Regions from separate parts of the Homo sapiens genome. Here region 2 is linked to region 1. Evidence: read pairs that join two places in POLR2A ChIA-PET (ENCODE). Cell type or tissue: A673. All regions are shown on one strand. Each heading gives the region's core, and the rest is flanking DNA. Links, peaks and the distances in the headings are about the cores only.

The links. Peaks named below come from ENCODE experiments on the same cell type or tissue, not always from the same donor. Only the 100,000 strongest peaks of a DNase experiment are listed, where the experiment ranks them.
Region 2: POLR2A ChIA-PET joins it to region 1 with 13 read pairs; 3 of 35 experiments call an interaction of 5 or more read pairs at or near these places.

What each region holds. Positions count from the first base shown.
Region 1 is chr17:29,932,367-29,940,755 of GRCh38, forward strand. It overlaps a transcript of EFCAB5 not described here. Among named protein-coding and RNA genes, the nearest start is that of EFCAB5, 5.1 kb to the right of the region's middle. RefSeq lists a silencer at 1,005-1,299. In A673, for the core only: a CTCF peak has its summit at 1,165 (motif pointing right); a DNase peak (open chromatin) is centred at 1,195.
Region 2 is chr17:29,683,285-29,691,673 of GRCh38, forward strand. It overlaps SSH2 (slingshot protein phosphatase 2), which reads right to left. Exons shown (of 16, transcript NM_001282129.2): 6 at 1,279-1,400. Among named protein-coding and RNA genes, the nearest start is that of SSH2-AS1, 48 kb to the left of the region's middle. In A673, for the core only: no CTCF peak of the experiment used is centred there; no DNase peak of the experiment used is centred there; H3K27ac peaks cover 4,452 bases.

The DNA.
Region 1 (8,389 bases), core at 55-8,054:
TCTCGAACTCCTGTCCTCAAGTGATCTGCCCACCTCGGCCTCCCAAAGTGCTAGGATTACAGATGTGAGCCACTGTGCCCGGCTTTTTTTTTTTTTTTTTTTTTTTGACACGGATTTTTGCTCTTGTTGCCCAGGCTGGAGTGCAATGGCACCATCTCAGCTCACTGCAACCTCCACCTCCCGGGTTCAAGCTATTCTCCTGTCTCAGCCTCCTGAGTAGCTGGGATTACAGGCATGTGCCACCACGCCCGGCTAATTTTATGTCTTTTTAGTAGATATGGGGGTTTCACCATGTTGGTCAGGCTGGTCTCGAACTCCTGACCCCAGATGATCCACCTGCCTTGGCCTCACAAAGTGCTGGGATTACAGGTGTGAGCCCCCGCACCCGGCCATCATTCTTTTTCTTAATAGTAGAAGTAGATTAGTGGTCAAGACATGTTTCATCTGTAGGTAAGTGTGGAACATTTTTGTTCCACATATCTAAGGTGATAAAATCCTGATCAAAATTGAATTATGGGATGACAAAATTCACATTGTTTGTATCAGGAAGTTAATTTATTAATTTTCAGGGGAAATATCTCTTCCTGGTATATACCTTTTAAGGAAACTAAGATTTGGAAATTATTGGTGCATGTTCATTAATTTATTTACTAATAATTGAGAAAATATTTATTGAATGTGTATCATATACTAGACACTGCTTTAAGAACAAGACAAATGTTTATCTACCTCTTAGGGGCTCAAAGCCAATTAGTAGGGGAAAACACATCAACAAATAATTAGAGCGTAGCTTAGTGGTACCATGGCTTCTGTCACCTCGGCTAGGCGCGAAAGGAGGTATGTAGAAATATAGAAGAAGTCTATATACGTACAAAGTTCTATAGAAACAAAGGAGAGAAGGTCTGGGCAAATGTGCTCTTTATGATATTGGCTTTCAGGCTTTGTCTGCAGATCCCAGTACAGTCGCTTTGCGAACGGAGCTGGACCACACTAAGCATTTGATGAAATCTATGCTTTGTGCCCCATTTATACCTAATTTCCCTAGGCTCCACCCTGGTTCCTCCTAGGTCTTCTGGTGAACTGAGAGAGGAGATATCTTCTAATAGAGTGAAGAGCCTAGGATCCTCTTACTATTCTAGCTGAATTTGAGGAGAGAGAGGCCAAGAGCAGGATTCCCAAAAGAGGGAGCCAAAGAGACAAAAGTCCTCCTAGTTCTACTTAGAGCACTTTCACTCTTCCCACCTGCGATGCTGGAGGCCTGGTTGTACCACTGGAGTCCATTTAACCCTTAACTTGTATCAATACTTCTTCCGGGGTGAAATTATAGGGGAGCTTGAAATCTCTGAGGTTAGCTGGTTCTCAAGCTTTGAGAACCTGATGAAAACTATTGACCTTCTCTCCAGAAAAATGTACTTGCATATTTCTCATACCTACTAAAACCTATCAAGGAACCAAGGTGAAGAATCCTGATCTAAATGTTAAAGGGGTGGTTCTCTACCTTTTTTTTCCACATCATGACATCCATAGAAATAGTATTTGTACAGCACACTGGGATAAATTAAAGGGGATTTGGAGGCAGCTAATTACATGGGGCTTGGTGAAAAAAATTGTTTCTTTATATTACTTACTTTTAATGACAAAAATAAACATATTAAGGATGACACTAAATATTGAATTTGTATACATTTCCAAACAAAGATGTCTAAAAATTTAATGAAAAACCTGAGATTGCTTCTGTAAACATAACATTTTTTATACAGGATTTTATGATTGAAATGACGGCTTGCAGTTCTTGAATGAGACAGTTTAACAGTGATGTCTTCAAATTCTTGGTAGTCATTATTGATGAGAATTTAGTTCATACAAGTAGGTGATAAAAAAACTTTTAAACAATTTTCACAACAATTCAAAATTTAAAAGTATAAATTATAATTGATAATATATCCACATTATCACAGGGTATTTCCTCGTTACATTTGCCAATGGGAATTTCCCCATCTACCCAAACACTTTTTGTGTCAAGTATCTATTGCAAAATATTGATAAAGGTCTAATTTGCAGAGTTAGATTGTGTTATTAGATCAATAATTCTTCATCTAACTTGAACATAATTAAAAGGGCGCATCAGATATAAACAAAAGGAAGAATGCTATATATATAAAAAGAGAGATCATAAGCTGAGTTCATCAGGAGTACCTAGCAGGCCTCCCTGCATTTCCTGGCCTTATCTGAGGCTGTAAGTCCTGCTCTTTTGGTACCTGGAACATCCTCCAAAGCTCAGTGTTTACAATAGGCAGCAGTGTGTACTACAATTGTCTTGTGAAAGTGATGACCTGGTGGTAGAATACTCCTTGGCTTTGCTTGGCAAGAACTTCATTGTGCTGTCCACCAGTGGGACCATGGGCATACTAGGGTGGGTATTCACACCCTGATTTTGGGGGGCTGCTGAGAATCTCTAGATCACACTGCTTCTTGCCAGGAGTGAATTACCTAGATTTATCAACCACTCCAGTTATTTTAAGTAACTCCTCAGGCTGAATAGATCCCTATCTTGCAATATATCTATAACTCATTCATTGCATACCAAATGAAGTATTTCACTTAAAAGATTATGACTTATATAGCTAAGCTTAAGACAGAGCAAAAAAAAAGTGAGTCAAAAAAAAAGACACAAGAAATCATGGTCCTATCCTTGATAATCCAATCCCTTATATTTGAAACAATTTGGGCATAATTATAAGTATAAATTAATATAGCACAGATATATAAGAGCTGAGAGCAACTGCAGTATTATTGAGTCATGTGTTGCCTTCACTTGGTTGTATTTTTTCTTAAGTTTTATAAAAACTTTAACTTTTACTAACTTCATTTAACTGTGTCCTGACAGGAGACAGAAAGAACACCAGCTTGGGTGGGGTGTGGTGCCTCATGCCTGTAAGTCCAGTACTTTGGGAGGCTGAGGCAGGAGGATTGCATAAGGCTAGGAATTTGAGAGCAGCCTGGGCAGCATAGTAAGACCTCATCTCTCCAAAAAATACCACAATTAGCCAGGTGTGGTGGTACACACCTGCAGTCCTAGCTACTTAGGGGGCTGAGGTGGGAGAATTGCTTGAGCCCAGGAGGTTGAGGTTGCAGTGAGCTATGACTGTGCCATTATACTCCAGCCTGGGTGACAGAGCAAGACCTTGTCTCAAAAAAACAGAAACTCTACCAGTTATTTGCCAAGAAATTTTAACAAAGAATTAATAACTAGATATAAAGTTGTTAAGTAGATACCTAAAAAAGTAAAAAGAGAAATCTGAGGTATCACAATGGTGAGTAATTCATCCCACCTTAAGGGCTAGAAAAAAAAAAACAAACAAACAAAAAACAAGAAAAAACAGAGGAAGCAAAGGGAAAAATTTAGAAATTTAGAGGATTGGCCCCACAGAGCTAAAACTAAGGTCTCTGAAGAGAAAGTGCTGCTCAGCTGGTGTTAGTGCCTCTGAGATTAGAGGAGGGGCTTCATGGCACCCATGGTTCTGAGACACAGACTTCTGAAGCAGGAGCACTGGCTGGCTGGTGGTGGTGCCTTAGAGTAATGAAAATTATAGAACTATAGAAAAACTACTACAAACTGGATTCAGCTGTTGCTACAAAAAGGAAATGCTGCTACCAGGATGAAGAAGCATTACTAGGTGAACCACACAGGAACCAAAAGGCCACAAGAAGCAGTCAGGGAAAAAGTGGCACATATACACCATGGAATACTATGCAGCCATAAAAAAGGATGAGTTCATGTCCTTTGTAGGGACATGGATGAAGCTGGAAACCATCATTCTGAGCAAACGATCGCAAGGACAAAAAACCAAACACCTCATGTTCTCACTCATAGGTGGGAATTGAACAATGAGAACACTTGGACACAGGAAGGGGAATATCACACACTGGGGCCTGTCGTGGGGTCGGGGGAGAGGGGAGGGATAGCATTAGGAGATATACCTAATGTAAATGATGAGTTAATGGGTGCAGCACACCAACATGGCACATGTATACATACATAACAAACCTGCACGTTGTGCACATGTACCCTAGAACTTAAAGTATAATAATAATAAAAAAAGAAGCAATCGGGATAGACAAGAAGGAGCAAGTCTCTTGTCTTCCCTTCAGGTATGGGATGTCCCTCTGGTGCCCCCAGTTAGCACAGTATAACAAAGCCAGCTGGCAAGGCAAAAGAAATGTGATTTTCAGGGTCTCAGCTTTAGCAACAAAGAAGAGTAAAAATGGGTGAATTTGGAGATGAGACAATAATTTAATAACTGGCACTTGATTGATAGGGAAATTGATGCCAGAATGGAATTTATTTCCCATCCTCTGGTTTGCATATATCTCTTAAAGACAGTTAAAGACCTTGCTACTTCCTGCTCCTCGGATACAATCAGCATACTTTCATCAATGTGATGCTGACTGGGAAGTCAAGATGCTCAATATCTCTGTAGACTATATTATGGCAGAGAGCTAGAGAAATGATGTAGCCCTGAGCAAGACTGTGAAGGGATATTGTTGGCCCTGCCAAGTAAAACCAAACTGCTTCAGGTGTTTCTTGCCAATTTATATGGAGAAATAAGCATTTTTCTGGGACAATAGCTACATACCAGGTGTCAAGGACTGTGTTGATTTGCTCCAATAAAGATACTACGTATGGAAGAGGAGGTGCAAGTGGAGGCATAATCTGATAAAATTTACAGTAATCCACAGTCATTCTCCAAGATCCATCCACCTTCTTCACAGGCCAAACAGGCAAGTTAAATTGGTGTGAGGTAGCTTTCATCACTCCTGCTTCTTTATTTATTTATTTTTTTTTTGAGACTCCTGTCGCCCAGGCTGGAGTGCAGTGGTGCAATCTCGGCTCACTGCAACCTCCGCCTCCCAGGTTCAAGTGATTCTCCTACCTCAGCCTCCCAAGTAGCTGGGATTACAGGCATGTGCCACCACGCCCGGCTAATTTTCATATTTTTAGTAGAGACGGGGTTTCACCATGTTGACCAGGCTGGTCTCAAACTCCTGACCTCAGGTGATCCACCCGCCTCAGCCTCCCAAAGTGCTAGGATTACAGGCATGAGACACTGTGCCCAGCCTCACTCCTGCTTCTTTCAGATCTTTACCGGTTTCATTAATCTTTGTAATCCCCCATCCTCCCAACCCCAAGGAAGCAATATTTTTGTTTACTGTCCTGGTGTGTTTGAAGGGAGTTTGAGGGGAGGTTTTCAAAGGCTTCCACTTGGCCCTTCCTACTATAATAGTCCTTATTCCAGAGTCAGAGAAAGGATATAGAGATCCTGCCAGTTACCAGTATCTCTGTTCTAATTATATATTCAGGGACTGATGAAATCACCACAGGGTGGTTCTATAGCCCTACTAAACCACTGTGATTCAAACTTGAGTTAAGACTCCATCTGGCCACCGCAAACCCCCACTTAACCTTATGGACTGAAGTGGTATTTTGGATCCCCAGGATTAACATCAGTTTAGAATCAGTGTTTAGATATCTCTGAAAAACCTGGATATTCCTTTTCCCTAGCACAAAGCCATTTTAGGAAATGGCCATCAATCTCTGTGGAAAAGACTTAGAGGAAGATTTTTCAGTATATACTAGTGGCAATGCTACAGAGCTCTTTCTCAAAGGGACCCACCTTTCAATTAAGGAACTGGGTGAGAGGTTGGAATTCTCCATTGTGGTGACTAAAATTATATTTTTGGCCCTCATACAGGCAGACCTGGGAGATATTTTGGGTTTGGTTCCAGACCACTACAATAAAGAGAACATCACAATAAAGTGGTCACATGAAGTTTTGGTTTCCCAATGCATATATAAAAGTTATATTTATACTATAGTCTATTAAGTGTGCAGTAGGATTATGTCTAAAAAATGTGCATATCTTAATTTAAAAATACTTTTTTGCTAAAAAATGCTAACAATCGTATGAGCCTTTATCCACTCAAAATCTTTTTGCTGATGCAGGATCTTGCCTCGATGTTGATAGATGATAACTGATCAGAGTAGTGGTTGCTGAAGGCTAGCATGGCTGTGAAAATATCTTAAATTAAGACAATTGAGTTTGCCACATTGATTGACTCTTCCTGTCTTGGATAATTTCTCTGTAACATTTGATGCTGTTTGATAACTTTTTACCCACAGTGGAACTTCTTTCAAAATTAGTCAGTCCTGTCATATCCTACCACTGCTTCAACAACTAAGTTTATGTAGTATTCTAAATCCTTTGTTGTCATTTCAATGATGTTCACAGTGTCTTCACCAGGAGTGATTCCACCTCAAGAAACTGCTTTCTTTGCCCATCTATAAGAAGACACTCCTCATTCATTCAAGTTTTATCATGAGATTGCAGCAATTTAGTCACATCTTCAGGCCTCACTTCTAATTCTAGTTCTTTTGCTATTTCCATTACATCTGCAGTTACTTCCTCCACTGAAGTCCTGGGGCCCTCAAAGTCATCCATGAGGGTTGGAATCAACTTCTTCCAAACTCTGTTAATGCTGATATTTTGACTTCCTTCCATGAATCACAAATGTTCTTAATGACATCTAGAATGGTGAATCCTTTCAAGAAGGTTTTCAATTTACTTTGCCCAAATCCATCAGAATCATCACTGTCTATGGAAGCTATAGCCTTATGAAATGTATTTCTTAAGCAAGACTTGAAAGTTTAAATTGGTCTTTGATCCATGGGCTGCAGAATGGATTCTGTGTTGACAGGCGTGGGAACAACATTAATTACCTTGTACATTTCCATCAGAGCTCTTAGGTGACCAAGTACACTGTCAATGAACAGTAATATTTTGAAAGGAATCAATTTTCCTGAGCAGTAGATCTCAAGGGTGTATTTAAAATATTCCTTAAGCCATACTGTAAACAAATGTGCTGTCATCCAGACTTTGTTGTTCCATTTATAGAGTACAGGCAGAATAGATTTAGCATAATTCTTAAGGGTTAAGATTTTTGAAATGATAAATGAGCATTGGTTTCAACTTAAAGTCACCAGCTGCATTAGCCCCAAACAAGAGAGTGAGCCTATCCTTTGAAGCTTTGAAGCCAGACGTTGACTTCTCTCCAGCTATGAAATCCTAGATAGCATCTTCTTCCAATAGAAGGCTGTTTAGTCTGCATGGAAAATCCATTGTTTAGTGTAGCCACCTTCATTGACGATCTTAGTTATATCTTTTGGGTAACTTGCTGCAACTTCTACATCAGCACTTGCAGCTTCACCTTGCACTTTTAAGTTATGGAGATGTCTTCTTTCCTTAAACCCCATGAATCAACTTCTGATAATTTTCAGCTTTTCCTCTGCAGCTTTCTCACCTCTCTCAGCCTTCACAGAATTGAAGAGAAGTTAGGGCCTTGCTCTGGATTGGGCTTTGGCTTAAGGGAATGTTGTAGCTGATTTGATCTTCTATCCAGACCACTAACACTTTGTCCATATCAGCATATCTGCTATATGAATTCTTCAAACACTTTTTGAACCTTGAGTGTTTGTTCCTTCTGCTTCAAATTTCTTACTAGTCTTTTACTATCCAGCTTCCTTTGTGAAAATGTCCCTAACTACCCTGGGAAAATTAACTGCTTATTTCTCTGTTCCTTAACATTTTGTGTGTACCTCTACTCTTGCACTTTGCAGATTGAATTGCATCTCTTTCCCTCACTGAACTGGGAACTCTTTTTTTTTTTTTTGAGATGGAGTTTCGCTCATTGCCGAGGCTGGAGTGCAATGGCATGATCTTGGCTCGCTGCAACCTCCGCCTCCCGGGTTCAAGCCATTTTCCTGCCTCAGCCTCCTGCGTAGCTGGGATCACAGGCACCTGCCAACACACCCAGCTACTTTTTTGTATTTTTAGTAGAGACAGGGTTTCACTATGTTGGCTAGGCTCGTCTCGAACTCCTGACCTCAGGTGATCCACCCGCCTTGGCCTCCCAAAGTGCTGGGATTACAAGCGTGAGCCCCTGCGCCCGGACTAAACTGGGAACTCTTTAAGGCAGGTCTTATTCATCCTTTTAAGACCTAACCTTTGCCTGCATATAGAAAGCACCTAATAAAGTCTTATTGAGTTGAATTTATCTGAGTGCATCCAAACCAAATAGATTTTAAAAGAAATGGAAGGAAGCTTCTCAGCAATTTCAGGAGATGGACACCATAAGCAAAGAAATGAGGCTGTTGAGAATATACAGTTGGGAGCTATCACATAAATTTATTTTCTATTATTTATTATTTATTAAGTGAGTCAAAAAGACTTTGAGGCAGCTATTTTTAAATGTTGGAAACTCTTCTCTCCAAAGGCAGTACTTTTGGTTTATTTAGCTAGAACATGTGTTATGTTGATAAAAAGAAAAGGGA
Region 2 (8,389 bases), core at 152-8,151, 250 kb before region 1:
AGAAAAAGTGGGAAAAATAAAAAAGGAAAGCAACAAACCTTAAGGACACACGAAAAGGCCAGGTGTTGTGTGTCATCTTTCATCATAGAATGTAAAGTACAGCTAAAGCCAAAGGTACATAAAAAGTTCTGCTTTGAGTTTAAGGAGCCATCCCGTACCACCCCATCCCCGCCCCGCCCACCATCCTTTTTAACTCAATAGAAGGAAAAAGGAGGCATAGCATTTGGTAAAAGCAAGGTTTAAACAAAACAGACTGTAGTTTAAGTGGGATCTCTTTGTATCTGGGACTACTGGTATACTACCACAAAGGGTAGGTGCCCTAGAATCACCAAAGTGAATCATTACTGACTACAATAGAGTAGGCCAGGTGCAAGGCTCATGCCTGTAATCCCAGCACTTTGGGAAGCCGAAGTGGGAGGATTGCTTAAGCCCAAGAATTCAAGACCAGCCTGGCCAACATAAGGAAATCTTCTCTCCAGAAAAATAAGGAAAAAAAAAAAAAAAAGACCAAATAGCTGGGTATGGTGGTGCATGCCTGTACTTCTAGCTACTTAGGAGGCTGAGGTGGAAGGATTCCTAGAGCCCAGGAGGAATTTGAGGCCGTAGTGAGCTGTGACTGCATCACGGCACTTCAGCCTGGGCAGCAGAGCGAGACGCTGTCTCAAAAAGAGAAATAAAAAGGCAGCTTTTTTTCCATGGAAATGTAACTTTGAAACCACTTGCTTTATATTGTGACTATCTAAAGATGAGATGAAGGTATGGAATAATGGTAAATTGGAAACACACGACCAAAGACATTCACTAAACATTCTTGTTTCTCAAGACTGTGGCTAAGATACTTATGTTCTTTAGTTTTATGTCTTGTACTTTAACAGCAGAACTGCACAAGATATTTTTGTGATAAAAGGCAACTGGGGCCAGGCACGGTGGCTCACGCCTGTAATCTCAGTACTTTGGGAGGCTGAGGTGGGTGGATCACTTGAGGTCAGGAGTTTGAAACTGGCCAATATGGCAAAACCCCATCTCTACTAAAAATACAAAAATTAGTTTGGCATAGTGGTGTACACCTGTAATTCCAGCTACTCAGGAGGCTGAGGCAGGAGAATCGCTTGAACCCGGGAGGCGGAGGTTGCAGTGAGCCGAGATTGAGCCACTGCACTCTAGTCTGGGCAACAGAGTGATGACACTCCGTCCCCATTAAAAAAAAAAAAAAAAAAAAGCAACTGGAACAGGTTACTTAAAAAGCAGTTTTCACATTTTGAAATGGTACCACCATACCTGTCATTAGAGGAGAAATCCATTCCTAGGACGATGCTTTCTTCAGTGTCTTGTCTACCATTAGTTGAAACCACTACCATATAGCGTGTTCGATTCTGGTAAGTACTTTCCAGTCTTACAGCCTGGAATTTAGCAGACAACAGAGAAATTATGAAATTTAGGACATTAATTTCAGATCATTTCAACCCTTTTTCATCAGCATCTTAAAGCATACTCACGAAGGCAGCAGAGCCAGTAGTTAGGAGACATAAATTAAAATCTCAGCTCGTACACTAGCTATAAAAACTTTGGTAAGTTACTAAATTAATTGGAGGGAGATATAATAATACCTAACTGTCAGGTTGTTTTAAGAATCTTATAAAATAATACAGTAAAGCACAGTGCTTGGCACACAGTAAATGCTCAATAAGATGTTTGTTATTAGTGCAATTTATACTAATTACCACAGTGTGTAATAAAGACTGAAGAGGGAAATGTGAGGTATATGAATGTGAGCATTGGTCTCAGAGATGCAATTCCCACAAACAATTATAATATGGAGCAAACTATTAGCATCATCTAAGGGGAGTACTGACTTTGCTATACTGAATTCCTGCATGTTAATGCACTATAAGATTTTCTTCAGTTTCGATGATAATGAAAGGAGATTGCATTTTTAGAAACTTCTCATTTTTTGTCAAAAGTTTTAATTTATTCTTAATTAAATTTTAAAAGGACCCTCAGAAAATCTGAATATGGACAGGGTCTTAGATGAAATTAAGGATTTACTGTTAATGTAATAACAGCATTGTGGTTACTGTGACTTTTTCTTAAGTACCTGGAGTGAAATGACATGGTTTCTGAGTTTTACTTTAAAATGTTCCAACAAAAAAATTTAACAGGGAGTGGGGACAGATGAAAGAAATCAGACAAAAGGTTGATGGTTATTAAAGCTGAGTAATGGCCAGGCACGGTGGCTCATGCCTGTAATCCCAGCACTTTGGGAGGCCAAGGTAGGCAGATCACCAGAGGTCAGGAGTTCAAGACCAGCCTGGCCAACATGGTGAAACACTGTTTCTACCAAAAATACAAAAAAAATTAGCTGGGCGTGGTGGCGCACGCCTGTAATCCCAGCTACTTAGGAGGCTGAGGCAGGAGGATCACTGGAACCCAGGAGGCGGAGGTTGCAGTGAGCTGAGATCACCCCACTGCCCTCCAGCCTGGGTGACAGAGTGAGACTCTGGTTCAAAAAAAAAAAAAGCTCAGTAATGAGTTTGTGAGGATGTACTTTCTTTCTTTCTTTTCTTTTTCTTTTTTTTTTTTTGAGACAGAGTTTCGCTCTTGTTGCTCAGGCTGGAGTGCAATGGTGTGATCTCGGCTCACCGCAACCTCTGCCTCCCGAGTTCAAGCGATTCTCCTGCCTCAGCCTCCCGAGCAGCTGGGATTATAGGCATGCGCCACCACATCCAGCTAGTTTTGTATTTTTATTAGAGACGGGGTTTCTCCATGTTGGTCAGGCTGGTCTCAAACTCCCAAGCTCAGGTGGTCTGCCCACCTCGGCCTCACAAGATGCTGGGGTTTACAGGCGTGAGCCACCGCGCCCAGCCTTGATAAGTTCAAAAAGGTATCTTATAAGCCTTAAAAATAAAACAACTACAGGCAACACATTCAAATATTTATTACACATATATTATATATACAATAACAATGCCAAGTGCTGAGGATTCAGTGGTAGAAGAGAGAGACATGATCTATGCCCTCATCGAGTTATATAGTCTAGGCTACTCTTCTTTCATTTGTTAATAATAGTTTTAAAATGACAGTTTTTTTTTTTTTAAGAGACGGAGTCTTGCTCTGCCTCTCAGGCTGGAGTGCAGTGGTGTGATCTCGGCTCACTGCAACCTCCACCTCCCAGGTTCAAGCAATTTTCCTGCCTCAGCCTCCTGGGTAGCTGGGACTACAGGCACATGCTGCCACGCCCGGCTAATTTTTTTTTTTTTTGTATTTTAGTACAGATGGGGTTTCACCATGTTGCCCAGGCTGGTCTCGAACTCTGAACTCAGGCAATCCACCTGTCTTGGCCTCCCAAAGTGCTAGGATTACATGCACGGGCCACTGCACCCAGCCTTTTCTTTTTGTTTTTTTGAGACAGAGTCTCCCTCTGTCACCCAGGCTGGAGTGCAATGGCGTGATCTCGGCTCACTGCAACCTCCGCTTCTTGGGTTCAAGCGATTCTCCTGCCTCAGCCTCCCAAGTAACTGGGATTACAGGCACATGCCACCATGCCTGGCTAATTTTTGTATTTTTATAGAGACAGGGTTTCACCATGTTGGCCAGATGGCCAGGCTGGTCTCGAACTCCTGCCTCAGGTGATCCACCCACCTCAGCCTCCCAAAGTGGTGGGATTACAGGCGTGAGCCACCCACCTGGCAAAATGACAGATCTTTGAAGCCAGAAAAATGTGCTCTGGAGGCAAATTCTTCTGTATAAAATAACCCCTATTCCTTAGAGAAACAGAATTCTAATCCATCAACTGGCTCATTATATTTGTCAGAAATTTCTATTTGGAACTTTTTTTTCAGTGCTGCTGTTCTTGGAGTCTCCCTCCTGTTAACTCTGTCACCATTCCAAAATGGCCAGGCCAAGGGAAAAAGAGGCATAGTTACACGGCTCAAATGACCCATTTAGCAAGGCAGAGGTGAGACTCCCATGGCTATCTTTTTGTCTCTATTCTGATACTCCTAGGAAAAGCTAGGGAAGCACAAACAGCAGAAGTGGCTACATTAAATCTTGTTTCTAATAAGAACGGATATAACAAGAATGTAATGCTTACCATTCTGATGCCAAATGCATAAGATAGAGAGCTGTACTTTTGACTTCATGTTCCATGAAGTAATTGAGCATTTAAAACCAAATTCACTTATGAGAAGCTAAGCGGAACTAACATTTAAATGGACTAAGATCTAGAAGGCTGGGATCAAGGGTGGGATATTATACACACAGAAAAATGAATAAATAGTAAATGTACATGTGGCAGACCGGGAGGCAGTACTGACTCCTTCTCTGATTGTAGAAACACTCTACAACATGTTAATTAATCACAAATCCTGGTGCAGGTAAACTGGATTTTCTTATAAACAAGATCTCGCATATTATTACATATTTATATTTGGGCCTCCCTTGGCCCAAGTTTCCTGAATGTGTTAGAGGCTCTTTTATTCTCTGTCAACGCTCCAAGAATTTCTGGCAAGGCTCAAATACAAATGGCCTGGGAACAAATGAACTTTGTTTCTGACAATTTATTTACAGCTCCTACACCAACCAGTGGCAACTGATTGGCTAAGTCAAAGCTGATAAAAGGAAAAATATAACTTTCATAAGTATTATCTATAATGCAAGTTACCAGCCAAGTTAGAAGTGGGCTGCAAGAGTTTCTTTGTAAGTGATATTCATTGCAAACATTAGTGTTTTTTTTTTTTTATTTTTCGAGATGGAGTCTCACTCTATCGCCCAGGCTGGAGTGCAGTGGTGTGATCTTGGCTCACTGCAACCCCCGCCCCCCGGGTTCAAGCGGTTCTCCTGCCTCAGCCTCCCAAGTAAACGGGATTACGGGCACCTGCCACTGCGCCTGGCTCATTTTTGTGTTTTTAGTAGAGATGGGGTTTCACCATGTTGGCCAGGATGCTCTCGATCTCTTGACCTTGTGATCCACCCGCCTCGGCCTCCCAAAGTGCTGGGATTACAGGTGCGAGCCACTACGCCCGGCCAGATGTCTCTTTAAAGTTTATTTTATAATATCAAAAGCATTTCAAATGTTTGGCTCTCCCTTGCTTACTCAAACTGTAACAGAAGTTCCCAAACCTAATGAGAAGGGCCCCAGACATTTAATACTGACTTAGGCTTGAATAACATGCATATCTCAGATCCATTCAATTTTAAGCTTCTTTTTTGTTTTTGTGTTTCACTCTGTTACCCAGGCTGGAATGCAGTGGTGTGATCTGCAACCTCTGCCTCCCGGGGTCCAGCAATCTTCCCACCTCAGCCTCCCAAAGAGCTGGGACCACAAGTGCCCGCCACCATGCTTGGCTAATTTTTTGTATCTTTGGTAGAGATGGGGTTTCACCATGTTGTCCAGACTGGTCAATTTTAAGCTTCTTAAATGGAAGAATAGCACTTAAGAGTTCCTGGAATTTGATCACAGGCCTCTAGACAGTACCTACAGTATTGATTCAACACCTATATCCTAATTAGAAGGATGAGATAAAAATCTTTGAAGAAAAAATTCTGAAATGTGAGGGGATAAACCCAAGACTTTAATTAAAGTTCCTTTTAGGCCGGGCGCAGTGGCTCACGTCTGTAATCCCAAAACTTTGGGAGGCTGAGGCAGGTGGATCGCTTGAGGTCAGGAGTTCGAGATCAGCTGGCCAACAGGGCAAAATCCTCTCTCTACTAAAAATACAAAAAAAATTAGCTGGGTGTGGTGGCATGTGTCTATAATCCCAGCTACTCAGGAGGCTGAGGCAGGAGAATTGCTGGAACCCAGGAGGAGGAGGTTGCAGTAGGTTGAGATCACGCCACTCCACTCCAGCCTGGGCGACAGGGCAAGTGAGACTCTCAAAAAAAAAAAAAAGTTCCTTTTAAGCTTCAAGATTCTAGGTTAAGGAATTAAAAATCTATGTGCCGCAGCCATAAGGAAAAGTCTAACGCCCATCCTGGTTTAAGGTTTATTTCGTATTCCTCTGTTGGAGATAAGATTAAGCAAAATCTAATAATTTATTAACACAATCAAATAAATTTAAAATGGCAATTTTGTACATAATATCCTAATTTTGAAAAGGACAGCATTTCCAATGTTTCTTCAGTCTCCAGAACCTATATTGAAATCAATGACTGGAATAAGACAATAATTGAGATGCATTTGATTTATCAACTAAAGTTCTCCTTGAAAAGGACACTACTGAAGTCCATTTTAATTGTCTAAACAAAACAATTATTCTGGACTTTAAAACTTGGCAGCAATAGTAACTAAGATTATATTTCCAAGAAACTACATTTACTGCCTAAATGTGGAATCCTATTACAAGTTACAGGTGAATTGGATCCAGCAATCTTAGGACTGAAGTAGGTCTGAGAAGTCATCCCCTGCCTCTTTATTCCTGAAGAACCCAATCTGTTTTCAAAGCTCATCTATTAAAGAATAATGCTATTCCCTCGGCATCCAATTTAAATGTTTAACCTAATTACAAGCAGTTTACAAACTGGGCATAGTGGCATGCCAGCTACTCGGGAGGCTGCAGTGGGAGTATTACTAAAAATACAAAAATTAGCAGGGCATCATGGCATGTACCTGTAATCCCAGCTACTCAGGAGGCTGAGTCGTGAGAATCAGTTGAACCCAGGAGGCAGAGGCTGCAATAAGCCGAGAACACACCACTGCATTCCAGCCTGGGTGACAAAGCGAGATCCATCTCAAAAAAAAAAAAAAAAAAAAAAAAGAGCTTCTCTCCTCAGCATCATCTAACATCAGGAAATACTCCTCCTTAAGCTTAAACTGTAACTTTGCCTTTAATTTCTTTTCACCACTGGGTGCAGTGGCTCACGCCTATAATCCCAGCACTTTGGGAAGCCAAGGCGGGCAGATCACCTGAGGTCGGGAGTTCAAGACCAGCCAGACCAATATGGAGAAACCCGGTCTCTCCTAAAAATACAAAAAATTAGCCAGGCGTGGTGGCGCATGCCGGTAATCCCAGCTACTCAGGAGGCTGAGGCAGGAGAATCGCTTGAACCTGGGAGGCGGAGGTTGTGGTGAGCCAAGATTGCGCCATTGTACTCCAGCCTGGGCAAAAGAGTGAAACTCTGTCTCAAAAAAAAAAAAAAAAAGACTTAATTTCTTTACACCAAGAGTCTTACATGCATGCCCCTGTGTGCATGATGTAAGACTCTTGGTGAAAAGAAATTAATTACCCCCAGTAAACTACATTATAAAGGCCCAATGTCTAAGACAGGCAGTTCACCCAATCCATCAGAGAGAAAGGTTCCAAAAGTAGGTAAATATTAAATGCTAGTCAAAAGAATGAAGCAAAATCAATAGCCAAAATTAAAACAGGCTTCACTTGTGACACTAGTAAACTAAAGAACACTGTCTTCAAAAGAAAAAGATTAGAGCTTCAGGAAGTCTCTGAATTTTTTTTTAAATCAGTCTGTATGAAATTCTTAAATATGAATTATATTCTGTGTAGCCATTAAAAACCATGATTTATTTATTGACATGGAAAGATATCCATGATAAACTATGAAGAAAGTAGGTTACAAAAAGGTATTTCTATTTTTATCACATTTTCGTAGAAACAAAACAATGCTCTTCCTCTCACTCTTTACACACACACACACACAGACACACACACACACATAGACACACACACTCTCTCTCTCATATATACATATTTAAAAAAAGAGTGGAAGGATACTTATCCAAATTGCTGAGAACGATTTTCTCAGAATGTAGAATACAGAGTGATTTTTATTTTATTTATACCTTTTTGCATTGTTTGGGAGAAAAAAAAACCCCACATAATACATTTATAGCTAGAAAAAATGAACCAATTTCCATTTTAGAAAGCAACATATGATGAAAACCAAAATCATAAAACTTCTCATTTTCTTGAATTCTCCTGCAAAATACTCAAAAAAGACCTCTTTGTACCTTATCAACACTTCAGCTTTAGTTAAGAACATCAATTGAAATTACTTCAAATGTCCTGAAAATTCTTAATTTCTCAGATTAATGTTTTAATTAAATGGTTGATCTTTGGTAACGTGCAAGAGTACTATAAAACCACTTTCTTTATTTTACTAGCTACAGTTTTTCTAAGTACTACAGTTAATGCTTGATGCCTGTATTTGGAACACAGAGCTTCCCTGGAGGAAAAGATTGGCTTTGTCCTATTTTCTCTCTTTTTTTTTTTTTGAGACAGAGTCTCGCTCTGTTGCCCAGGCTGGAGTGCAGTGGCACGATCTCGGCTCACTGAAAGCTCTGCCTCCCGGGTTCACACCATTCTCCTGCCTCAGCCTCCTGAGTAGCTGGGACTACAGGCACCTGCCACCACGCCCGGCTAATTTTTTGTATTTTTAG